Regions from separate parts of the Mus musculus genome. Here region 2 is linked to region 1. The links are chromatin loops, found by intact Hi-C in ENCODE. Cell type or tissue: gastrocnemius. All regions are shown on one strand. Each heading gives the region's core, and the rest is flanking DNA. Links, peaks and the distances in the headings are about the cores only.

The links. Peaks named below come from ENCODE experiments on the same cell type or tissue, not always from the same donor. Only the 100,000 strongest peaks of a DNase experiment are listed, where the experiment ranks them.
Region 2: it touches region 1 in a loop (6-fold over the local background); 7 of 42 quality-filtered maps call a loop at or near these places.

What each region holds. Positions count from the first base shown.
Region 1 is chr16:94,615,884-94,621,277 of GRCm38, reverse strand. The region is part of intron 2 of Dyrk1a (dual-specificity tyrosine-(Y)-phosphorylation regulated kinase 1a); the gene reads right to left. Among named protein-coding and RNA genes, the nearest start is that of Dyrk1a, 48 kb to the right of the region's middle. In gastrocnemius, for the core only: CTCF peaks have their summits at 2,556 (motif pointing right) and 3,985 (motif pointing right); a DNase peak (open chromatin) is centred at 2,575; H3K27ac peaks cover 3,570 bases.
Region 2 is chr16:94,464,717-94,470,110 of GRCm38, reverse strand. It overlaps Ttc3 (tetratricopeptide repeat domain 3), which reads right to left. Exons shown (of 46, transcript NM_009441.2): 45 at 3,116-3,208; 46 at 890-2,185. The coding sequence ends at 2,111. Among named protein-coding and RNA genes, the nearest start is that of Gm31323, 9.4 kb to the left of the region's middle. In gastrocnemius, for the core only: no CTCF peak of the experiment used is centred there; DNase peaks (open chromatin) are centred at 2,233 and 2,503; H3K27ac peaks cover 3,309 bases.

The DNA.
Region 1 (5,394 bases), core at 258-5,257:
TCCGAAATGAATTCAAGACCACCCAGTACATTCCCCCTTCGAAAAGGACTTTCCAAACTGTACTAGCAGGCCAAGTGCAGGGCCAGATAAGGAAGCTGGCTGACTAAACAAATGTAAAAACATAGTTTTAGCAGTCAAAATGATTAAACCTGCAGCTACCAAAATAATATTAGCTATTCTCAAAGAAATAACCATAACAAGATTAGCAATTCTCCTGCCCCCCACCCCACACTGAATTCTGACAAAGACCTTGTTGCGAGAATCCCCGACATCCCCCTGACGTTAATAGCTGTGACGTTAATAGCTGTGACGTTAATAGCTGTGACGTTAATAGCTGTGACGTTAATAGCTGATTCATAAGTTCAAAATGTACTATTACTTTGCTGACCAAATCATAATAACCCACGTTGGGGGCAAGCAAAGTGAGGGACTAGGCCAAAGGGTTACTGAGTCACTATACAAACCAACCAATGCCTGAAAGGGTTACTTGCTACACCAATGAGAACCTTGTTGCTCAAATCTGCCCCTTACAAAGGTATAAAAAGTGTGTTCTTTCTCTGTTTTGGGTCTCTCCTCTGGCCTGTGTGATGAAAGAGGAGTCCCCAACATGTTGGATCAATAAAAATCCTCATGCATTTTGCAGCAATGGCGGCGGTCTCTGTGATCCTGTGAGTAAGGGTCTTTTGATAAACTCCAACAGTGCCTCATTCTGGACTGTTTCCTTTTGTGCACTGAACTTCTTCCCCTTGTAGATGTCTTTTCCACATGTCTTACACCTCATGTTGAAGGGGGCCATCAGCCATACCACATACTGCCGGTCCTTGGGTAACTTGAGTTTTGGGATCTTTGATGGGTCAAAGTCAGGTGGGTAGTATTTAAAACTTTCTGTTCCGACATCTCTGCTTCCTGTTCAACAAACAAGTGAAGAAGCTGTTCTCTTAGTCCTCGCAGAGTTTCTCTGATTACGGTAATTCTGCTTAGTCTGTAGTCCAACGAATAATGGGCAGCTGTGGATAGGAAGTCCAATCGTCTACCAGTTACTCAGTCCCTCAAGGCTACTTGTTTCAGCTGGTAGATTCCAACAGATGTGCTGGCAAGTAAATGCAAGCAGAAGAATTCTTGAGTGAATCTTCCTTCTTCCAATGACCTCATGTAGGTCTCCAGCAAAAGGTGTGGCCCAGGTTAAAGGTGTGTACCACCATGCCTGGATCTGTGACTTGCTTTGTCCCAGATGACCTTGAACTCAGAGATCTCCTTGCCTTAGTCTTCTGGGATTCATAGCCACTGTGCCTCAAGATCTCCGTGCCAAGATCCAGGTCAGAAGCTTCTATCTCCCAGCCTCAAGATCAGGATCACAGGTGAGCCTTCCAATTCTGGATTGCAGTTCATTCTGGATGTACTCAAGTTGACAACCAGGAATAGCCACTATACCCCCTGATACACAGGCAAAACTGTTCCACTTCAGGAAATATCCTTGCATTATTCTTGTTGCTGTATGATGAAACTTCTCTGCCTTTCTTCAGTAACTATTACTTTCTCTGGAATGTTTAGGGTATATACTTTGAAATTTAGTTTTGTTGAGTTGTAACATTTTTCTGCATGCAATTAACTACCTGCTTATCTAAAGAAATTTTCATTCTAAAGTTCAAACCTCTTTTTTGCACCATTTATTTATTCGAGGCAGGGACTTTTTCATCTGTTTCCCTGACACAGGGTACCGTGCATCCCAGGTTGGCTGAGGATGACAGGCTTCTGGCCCTCTGCTCTTCTTGCCTGCTCCTCCAAGTGCTCCAGCACAGCTCGGCTGGCCTGCTGGGCACAGCGCAGCGCAGCCTCACTCACAATGAGCAGTCACTCTGTCAACTCACCTAAACCTCCAGCACCTAGGTGGGGGTTTTCCCTCTTTTCTTTCCTCCATCAATCCTACAGATTCTCTGGGCTTTCTCTAAGACATCAGGTCAGCAGGCATTTTTTTCTGCTGTGTTTTTTTTAACTATCTACGTAATGCTCTGTTATTCAGTTTTTCCTTTTTAAACGGTTTTAAAGATTATTTTTATTTTATTTTATATATATGAGTGTTTTGTCTGCATGTATGTATGTATGTATGTATACCATGTATGTGCCTGATGTCCATGTAGGTTCTGGAATTACAGTTAAAGTGATTGTGAGCTGTCGTGTGGGTGTTGTGGGCTGCAGCCAATTCATTATGTGCTCTTAAGCACTAAGCATCTCTGCAGTCAGCATGACAGCTAGCATCGATAAATCCAGCACTTCACATACCAAGGCTGAAGATTTGGGGTTCCAAGCCATCCTGAGCTTGGATGCAATCAAAAACCTACGTCAAAATAACAATAACAACAACAACAACAACAAAAGCAGCAGCAACAAAGGTGGCAGTGCCGACGCTGACCTCTACACCAGTGAGGAATCTGCATACTTGTCTGATAATCTTTGCGAAAACGGTAAATCTATACAGCGTTATATAAAATGTACTGCTATGAGGGAACAGCGAGATGGCTCAGTGAGTGCAAACCATCTGAGTTTGATCCCTGCATCCCACAAGGTGGCAGTAGAGAACCTACTCCTGACCGCTGTCCTCTGACCTCCACACAGCAGACGTAAAACACTCCCGGGAGGCTGGGATTCTGTCCTCAGGAAGCATTCTCTCTCTCTCCTGTTCTCAGGAAGGAGGTCAAAATATAGATTAAAATAAATAAGATCTCCTGTATTTTCATCTTCCCCAATTTTCCTTTCTTTTGTCCAAGATGATTCCACAACTGCTCAATTGGAGTCTATTTACAATAGTCTCTGCTTTGGCCAGAAAGGCAGCTTTAACTGGTTTTGGGAATCAGGAAACGCATACACACTTTGTTGGCTTCTCTGATATTCTCAGACTCGCATGATATGCTTCTGTGGGAGTCTTTGCTGGTAAACTTGGAACTCTTGGGATTCTTATTAAGCCCACTGTGCTTCCTTTCTTCTGCACAAACCCTGATACCACACCACTGTGATAGTTACTACATTGCTCCTACCCACTTCTCTCTACTGTTTTCCACCAAGTATCGTAGATGCGTTTATGGCATTGGAGGTTTTACCCATCTAGGTGTTTTCTGCCCACTTTTAGAGGAAAAAGGAAGTACCTATGTTAAGCTGTAACTCTGTAGAACCCTCACAGTATTTTGTATGTGTATGTGCATATTCATGTGTGTCTGGTGCCTACCAAGGCCAGATGAAGTGCCAGATCCACTAGAACTGGAGCTCTGGGTGGGAATCACACCAGTGCCTTCTCAAAGAGCGGACTCACTTCGCCAGGCCCTCACTCTCTTAGGTGTACAATGGGCTGGTCGGTATTTGTCAACTTGATACAACCAGACATATCTGAGAAGAGGGGATGCTAATATAGAAAATGCCTCTGTAAGACTGGTCTAAAAGACCAATCTGTGGAGTACTGTCTTGATTACTGACTGAAGGAGGGGGACCTAGCCCACTGTGGGTGGGGCCACCCCTAGGGAGGTCATCCTGGATGGCTTAAGAAAGCAAACTAAACAAGTACAGCAGCAAGCACATTTCACCACTGCTTCTGCTTCAGGTGGTTCCTGACTTCCTTCATTGATAGACTACGATGTGAAACTGTAAGCTAAAATAAGCTCATTCCTCCCCAAGCTCCTTTTGGTCATCATATTTTATCACAAAAAAAAGAAGACACCTAACTAGACAGACATTTACAAATTGGCCTTAAAATAAAAATAAAACGCTATAAGGACCAGTAAAATGGAATTTCCCCAAAACCCACACTGTAGTGAAGAACTGGCTAAGGCACGTGATCTTCTGACGTCCACGGGCACACTGTGGCAGAAGAGCATACCCACACATAGATAACGTCATTTTAAACATGTAATGAAAGTAAACATCTGCTTTTTTCTAAATTTAGTAGAGGTCTTACTACGTGTCTGTGTTCAGATATTTTTAAAGATTTATTTATTATATGTAAGTACACTGTAGCTGTCTTCAGACACACCAGAAGAGGGCGTCAGATCTCATTACAGATGGTTGTGAGCCACCATGTGGTTGCTGGGATTTGAACTCAGGACCTTTGGAAGAGCAGTCAGAGCTCTTAACCACTGATCCATATCTCCAGCCCTCATATTTTTATTTTATACTATATTTCATAAAAAACTTTATACTGTGTATGCACATGACACAATCAGCATTGCTTCTGCTTAGAAAATAAAAGCTAAAATCACAAAACAAGACCTGAAAAGAAATGGCAAATAATGAGGACCAGACCCTGAAGAGTGCATGCAGCAGACCATGAGAGCGGCTTGTGCATGAACTCTGGTAAGATGGCAGCTCTCCTGGAGACCCTGCAGACACACGTGGAGCAAAGGGTTCTAAGCACAGCCCTGGCCTGTAACGCAGGAAAAGGAGCCGCCATGACTTTTCACCTTCTGTGTATCTGAAACAGCTGAGCAGACGCTGCACCTCATGCTCCAGACAGTGCTCTCCCTGCCAACCCGATACAGCACTCCCTGCAACAACACTGCCACCAGAGACCCCAGGAAAGCCTAATGCTGGAAAGTGAGAGCTTATGTGACTTACATTAGTGAGAGCTTTAGAGTGTTCCAAATCACATGACCTGAGCTACATGCTCTTCAATACCTGTTAGTCATTTGTAAAACTGAGAATATTAATTTAAAAAACAGCTGGAGGCTGCAGAGTTAGCTCAGTGGTTAAGAACACTTGTTTTTCTTGCACAGGGCCCAGATTTGATTCCCAGCACCCAAATAGTGGTTCACAACCACCTGTAACTCCAGTCCCAGGGGATCCAATGTCCTCTTCTGTCCTCTGAACTGACCAGGCATACAGATGGTACAGAGGCACACATGCAGGCAGAACACTCATACATATGAAATAAATCTAAAGAACAGCTAAGCATGGTGACAAATATGTAATTCCGGAACTCCAAAGGCAGAGGCAGGGGAGGGGTGGGAAGGGGATGTCTGTGAGTACTAGACCAATCCTGGTCTACAAATGACGTTCCAGATGGCTAGGGCTATATAACAAAACAACCCTGACCCAAAAAGGTGGGGTAGGGGGAAACTGTGAATAAGCAATATCGAACTTAAACTAGGAAATGCACATGATAAATAAAAAAGGTTCAAAGAAGCACATGCCACAACTAATCCATCCCTAAGACCATTTAAGTTATTTCCAAGTAATCTAGACCTACCCACGTGACAAAGTTGGTGAGATTTGGTTTGTCTGCTATGTATTGTAATGCTAAATTCTATACCCAAAGATCTAGGCTTGCGAGGGAGTTCTCATGCTTACAATTTTTTGTTTTGATTTAAAACTATTAGTTAAATAAAATTGGCCATAGCCAATTACTGGGGT
Region 2 (5,394 bases), core at 76-5,075, 150 kb after region 1:
GTGAAATGATGAATAGGGGCGGTGTCCCACCATGAGGTTAGGAATTAAGGGTGGAGGACTGCCAGTATCCTTAGCCTATTGTGAGGAGATGATGAACAGGGGCGGGGTCCCACTGTGAGGTCAGGAATTAAGAATGGAGGACTGCCAGTGTCCTCGGCCTTCCGTGAGGAGCATTTGCACCTTGTCTATTCCTCAAGGTTTTGAGAACTCAGTGCTGTTATGGAGTCTGACTTGGTGGTGGCAGCGGTGGTGGCAACAGCAGCAGCAGCAGTGGCAGCTCAGGAGGAGGTCACATCCCCAGAGGGTGATGCGTCCCAAGTATCAGTACAGTGCCATCAACAGTTGTGAAAGCAACCTTATATGAAGACACTCCAAAGACCGTGTCTGACAACTTTCCTTTAGGACAGGCCCAGTTGGTAACATTAGCCTGTCTATACCTAGTAAAATGTATTAATAGACCGTGCTTCCTTTATTAGTGCTTAGCATACCCAAAAGAGCCTTTAAAAAGGCACTATCAATCAGCTTCAGCAGTCCACGAACACAAGCGCCTCAGAAACAAACCCGCAAGAAATCAAGTTATCCTCAGCATGTTTGCATGTGCCCACATGAACGGGAGAATCGAGTCTGTGATTTCTGCATGAACATCCTAGTCACCGATTTAAACAGTCAGCCTTGGGAACTCGGGCTTGGCGAGCAGTATCTAGGCACAAAGGGATGTTTTAATCCAGCCTCTAAAATAACCCCAAGATCCTTGGTTAAGATCATCAGGTGCAACTTGCCTGTTCTTCCCAAATAAAGTCAGTTTCTCAATGTTTGACAGAACAGGACCCTGAACTCCCACGCAGAATGCAATTCTAAAGGACCTGGGCAAGGACGACAGTGAACGGCTGACCTTTTATAATGTTCTTTATTGACAGTTACTGGACAAGTGTAAGGCATGTTCACAGGCTCTGACACGAAGCACAGCTCTCTGTCTCAACAGCTACTCTTCTTTGTACCCGACAGATACTATAAGCTGCTGTGTGTACTCAGGCATGTACTGCACTCCACTGTTACAGCATGGACACCATGTTTCAGGGACACCACAGACAATGTCTCAGAATAAGGAGTGAGCTACATACTAAGTCACTAAGACACCACAACTCACACAGACACGGGTGGAAGGTGACGGCATCTCCAGGGCAGCAGAGAACACGCTGGAAAAGTTTTTTGTTTGTTTCTTTGTGTTTGAGAGAAATGTAATGTATTCAAGGTTCACATGTCTGTATTTGCCACTGCCTACAGGTCACTAAAAATACCTAGTTTTTGAATAGTTTCTAATACAGTTAGCTTGTTTTCAGGCCACATTACAAGATTGCATGCATTACTTTACACAAAAGTCAAACAGAACAATGTTAACACCAACACATCAGGACTGTGGTACATTTCTCTTCTGGTGGAAGGATAAGGAAGGAGGGTGAGGGTGGCTGCCCTGCGCTGGGCACTATGTCCTGTTTTCAGCACTAGCCAGCTGTGCACTTCCAAGCACTGCTGACTCATGAGACTTACATGGTAACCTTAGTGTAAGTGCCAAGTGTGGGACTCCTGTGAGCAGACAGCATCTTCCCAGGGTAAAAAAAAAAAATAGCCAATACTAATTTAAAAAGTATTTTATAATTGATTACCAAAATGTAGATTAATTGAATCATAAGCACTTTAAAAATTTATGACGGGGATGCTACAGTGCCACATGAGGAACTGAGGAGGCTGAGAGCCTTTACAATCTCAGCACTGCTTTGAGGAGCTCAGCAGTTCTTTCCAAAGAACCTGCTCATCTCAGAGTATCCTGCAGCAGCCACGACAGTGCAGGACCATGGTGACAGCATTGCAGACACACATGGCTGTCACCTGCCTGGAACCTGGGACAGACTGCAATTCAGATTTCCATTTGTTAGCTTTGTGATGCACAGTGTGAGAGCTTCCATGTTTGCTGTTTTTACACTGGTAACAGGACACTGTTGTTCTTTAACTCATGAAGTGCATGGTGCATTAGTGAGGAGTGACTACCTACAGCAACAGGAAGGAGGTTCCCATCTTCTCCTGGGCTGGGTCTGTGACGATGGTGCAACAGTTACTCTTCTGACAGCAGGTCACTGCTGCCACAGGTGGGGCACGTGCTCTGCCCTTTCAGCCACTGCTTAAAGCACTGCAAGTGAGAAAGCAAAGTCAGCTGGTGCCCTCAGGACCACGTGGGCCTCGGCTCTCTCAGATCACTGGACTCTGGCAGGGATACATATGGCTCATGTTACCTCCAAGTCTGGTGCTGCCCATACTTAAGCCATCAATGTCTGCTCAGGGCAGTGCCCCAGAACTAGATTCATGACCTCATGAAGGGCCTTGTCCTCCTTACACCCTGGCCTCCGTCTAAGCTCTTCTACCTTCACTCATTTGTACAAGCTGTCAGTTTTGTGGCCACAAAATCACCCAATGCTGCTCCTCACAAGCCTCTGTGCCACATTCCATGTTGCTGCTCCTGGCTGCCAGACTGCTGTCACATGGCCGGCCAGGCACAGAAAGCCAGAAGGCCCAAGCATTGGTGCCATATCCGAAGGAGGCTCTGCAAGCGTTTCAATTCCTTCTGGCAAGTACTTTACGTCTAACCTGATCTGTCCCAACCCAGCAGTGCCAAAATACAGAGACGATCAGTCCTGGAAGGACTTGGACCAAACGCCTAGACAGAAGCTACCTTTAGCATGTGAACTCAGCTCCATACAATACACCAAGCAGATACTGGGTACAATTTATTTATTTAGTCATATAAGACCTTGAAGTCATGAAGTCCTTTCAAGGAATTAATTCTTTGAGTCTCATAGCCAATACAGCTATGCCTATTATATACCTGTAATTCTCTGCCCCTGGCATGATGGGCAGAAACAGTCATCCACAGAGCTAGACACCCTGCCCTGAGAACCCTATCCACTTCCCAAACAAAACATCTATGTTTACAGTCACATGAACACATGTGGAGATTTATAAACTAAAAACGTTTTTGTAAACACAAATATAGACTCCTAGAAAAAATTCCATTTTTATTTTCAAAATGCTTGCTATAAAGGTAGTCAAAGATAATTCTTACCCCTTTGTGAAACTTGTGCCCACATTTTAGCACACGCATGTTTTTTGACTTGAATATTTCATGGCATATCTCACAGGAATTTCCATCTGGTGCCTGTGGAAACAAACATGTTTAAATAATAAACTAACTTTATGATATGAGCGCTCATGGCCTACATATATTTTTGCCACAAAGGGTGGCAGACTGTTTTTGCTTTGTGCTTGAACAGAGTGAGGAACAGCTTATTTTAAAATAGTTTCTAAGAAAAAAAGCAGAAAAATAACAAATAAGAAGCGAACACATGCCTGGCGTGGTGGCGCACACCTTTAATCCCAGCACTCCGGGGGGCAGAGGCAGGCGGATTTCTAAGTTCGAGGCCAGCCTGGTCTACAAAGTGAGTTCCAGGACAGCCAGGGCTATACAGAGAAACCCTGTCTCAAAAAAAAAAAAAAAAAAAAGAAAAGAAGCGAACACACCATTATTCCCAGCACCTGGGAGGCAGAGGCAGGAGGATCTCTGAGAGTTTGAGAGCAGCCTAATCTACATAGCAAACTCCAGGACCACATAGAGAGATCATGTTCCAAAACATGACCTTCCCCAAAACAAATATAAAGTTCTAATTTTCTCAGAGGGAACCGTTTCAACAGCTAACAGTGCCTGTAATAACCATCTCCCATCCCATAGTTAAAATGTGGGAGTAAAAATAGATTAGTGTTACAAATCAGTCAGGACTTGAATATAACATATCCACATATGACGTACTATCTGTAGTGGGTTAAATACGCTTGGCCTACAGAGAGGCACTTCCAGGAGGTGTGTCACTGTGGGTGGACTTCGAGGCTCCTATGATCAGGCTCCGCCCTATGTGGAATGTGAGTCTTCTCCTGGATGCCTTCAGACCAAGTTGTTTAACTCTTCAGCTGCTCTTGCACCAGGCCTGCCTGCATGCCACCCTGCTTCCTGCCACAGTGATAATGCACTGAAACTCTGAAACTGTATGCCAGCTCCAATGAAATGTTTGCCCTTGTAAGAACTGCCTTGGCCATGCTGTCTCTTCACAGCAATGAGACCCTAAGACACTGTCTTATGGCCAATTATAATATTTGAAGTTGATAAATGATGACACAGAAAGTAGGTCTATACAGACCACTGGGTAAATACAGATAGTGGCAGTATTTATTATGTAATTATTTTTTAAAAATAATTAAAGAGACTATATATCTACAGATGTACCTAGAAACGATTCTGATATATAAAGTATTAATAGGGTTACCCCTGGCTAGGATAGGTTTACTTTTTTTCTGAGGTTTCTCTAAGCATGGATTATTAGTACAAATCAAAACAGAGCATACTGGTGGCTCACCTGGGAAATGCAATAAAGAGATTGTGCAGCACTGCACATGGAAACCAACAGGTCTCTGGCCTCCTGTGTTGAGTCCGGTGAGCACACAAAGTTTTCTGTAGGCAGCGTCTGTGGCTCATACATAGCACTTGCCCTACTACAGTGGACACTAAGTTCTACTTTTCATCATAGTTTCAAGCATCTCAGAAGCAAGAGTCTTGTTTATATAGGACTTTAGCAACAAATAAGAACTATGGCCCCAAACTGACCCAGAAACACCTGCAGGTGACTGACCAGGGCTAAGCTGCAGCGCTGTGGAGTTCTGCTGTCTTTCCTGAGGTGTGAACAGGGCCCAGGCAGATACAGGGCAGGAGCTACAGTGAGGGTTCACTCTGTTCTACTGCAGCACTCAGAGTCAGGGAAGACATGGAGGCATGAGCCCTAAGATGTGGAGTAAGGTCTGAAGACCTGGAAACCTTACAGTTAACCTGACTCCCAGTGTAGAAAGATACGTAGTTCTAAGTATAAACAAATCCGAAATTCCTCTCACCCACCCACACCAAGGATATAAGAATTAAGACCAAAGTGCTCATCTTAAAAAAAAAAAAAAAAAAAAAAGCACAAAACAAACAAACAAACAAACTACTTGTTTTTACCTATGGCGTGCATTAGATCCCCTGGAAGTGGGAGTTACAGGTGGGCAGCACCATCAGCTCACCGTGCTGGGAAGAAGTCAGGTCTTCTGCAACACCAGTGTGTGCTTTTAACCACTGAGTTGCCCTCCAGGCCCTGACACAATCACTTTTACCGAGACTAACCCATACATTTGATCAGGTTTAGTAAAAACAATGTGGCAATTCTGGTTAAGGGTAGTTCTTCAGGTTTATTTTTGAGACAGGAGCCCAGGCTGCCTCAAAATTGCAATCCTCCTGCATCAGCCTCCTGAGTAGATAGGATT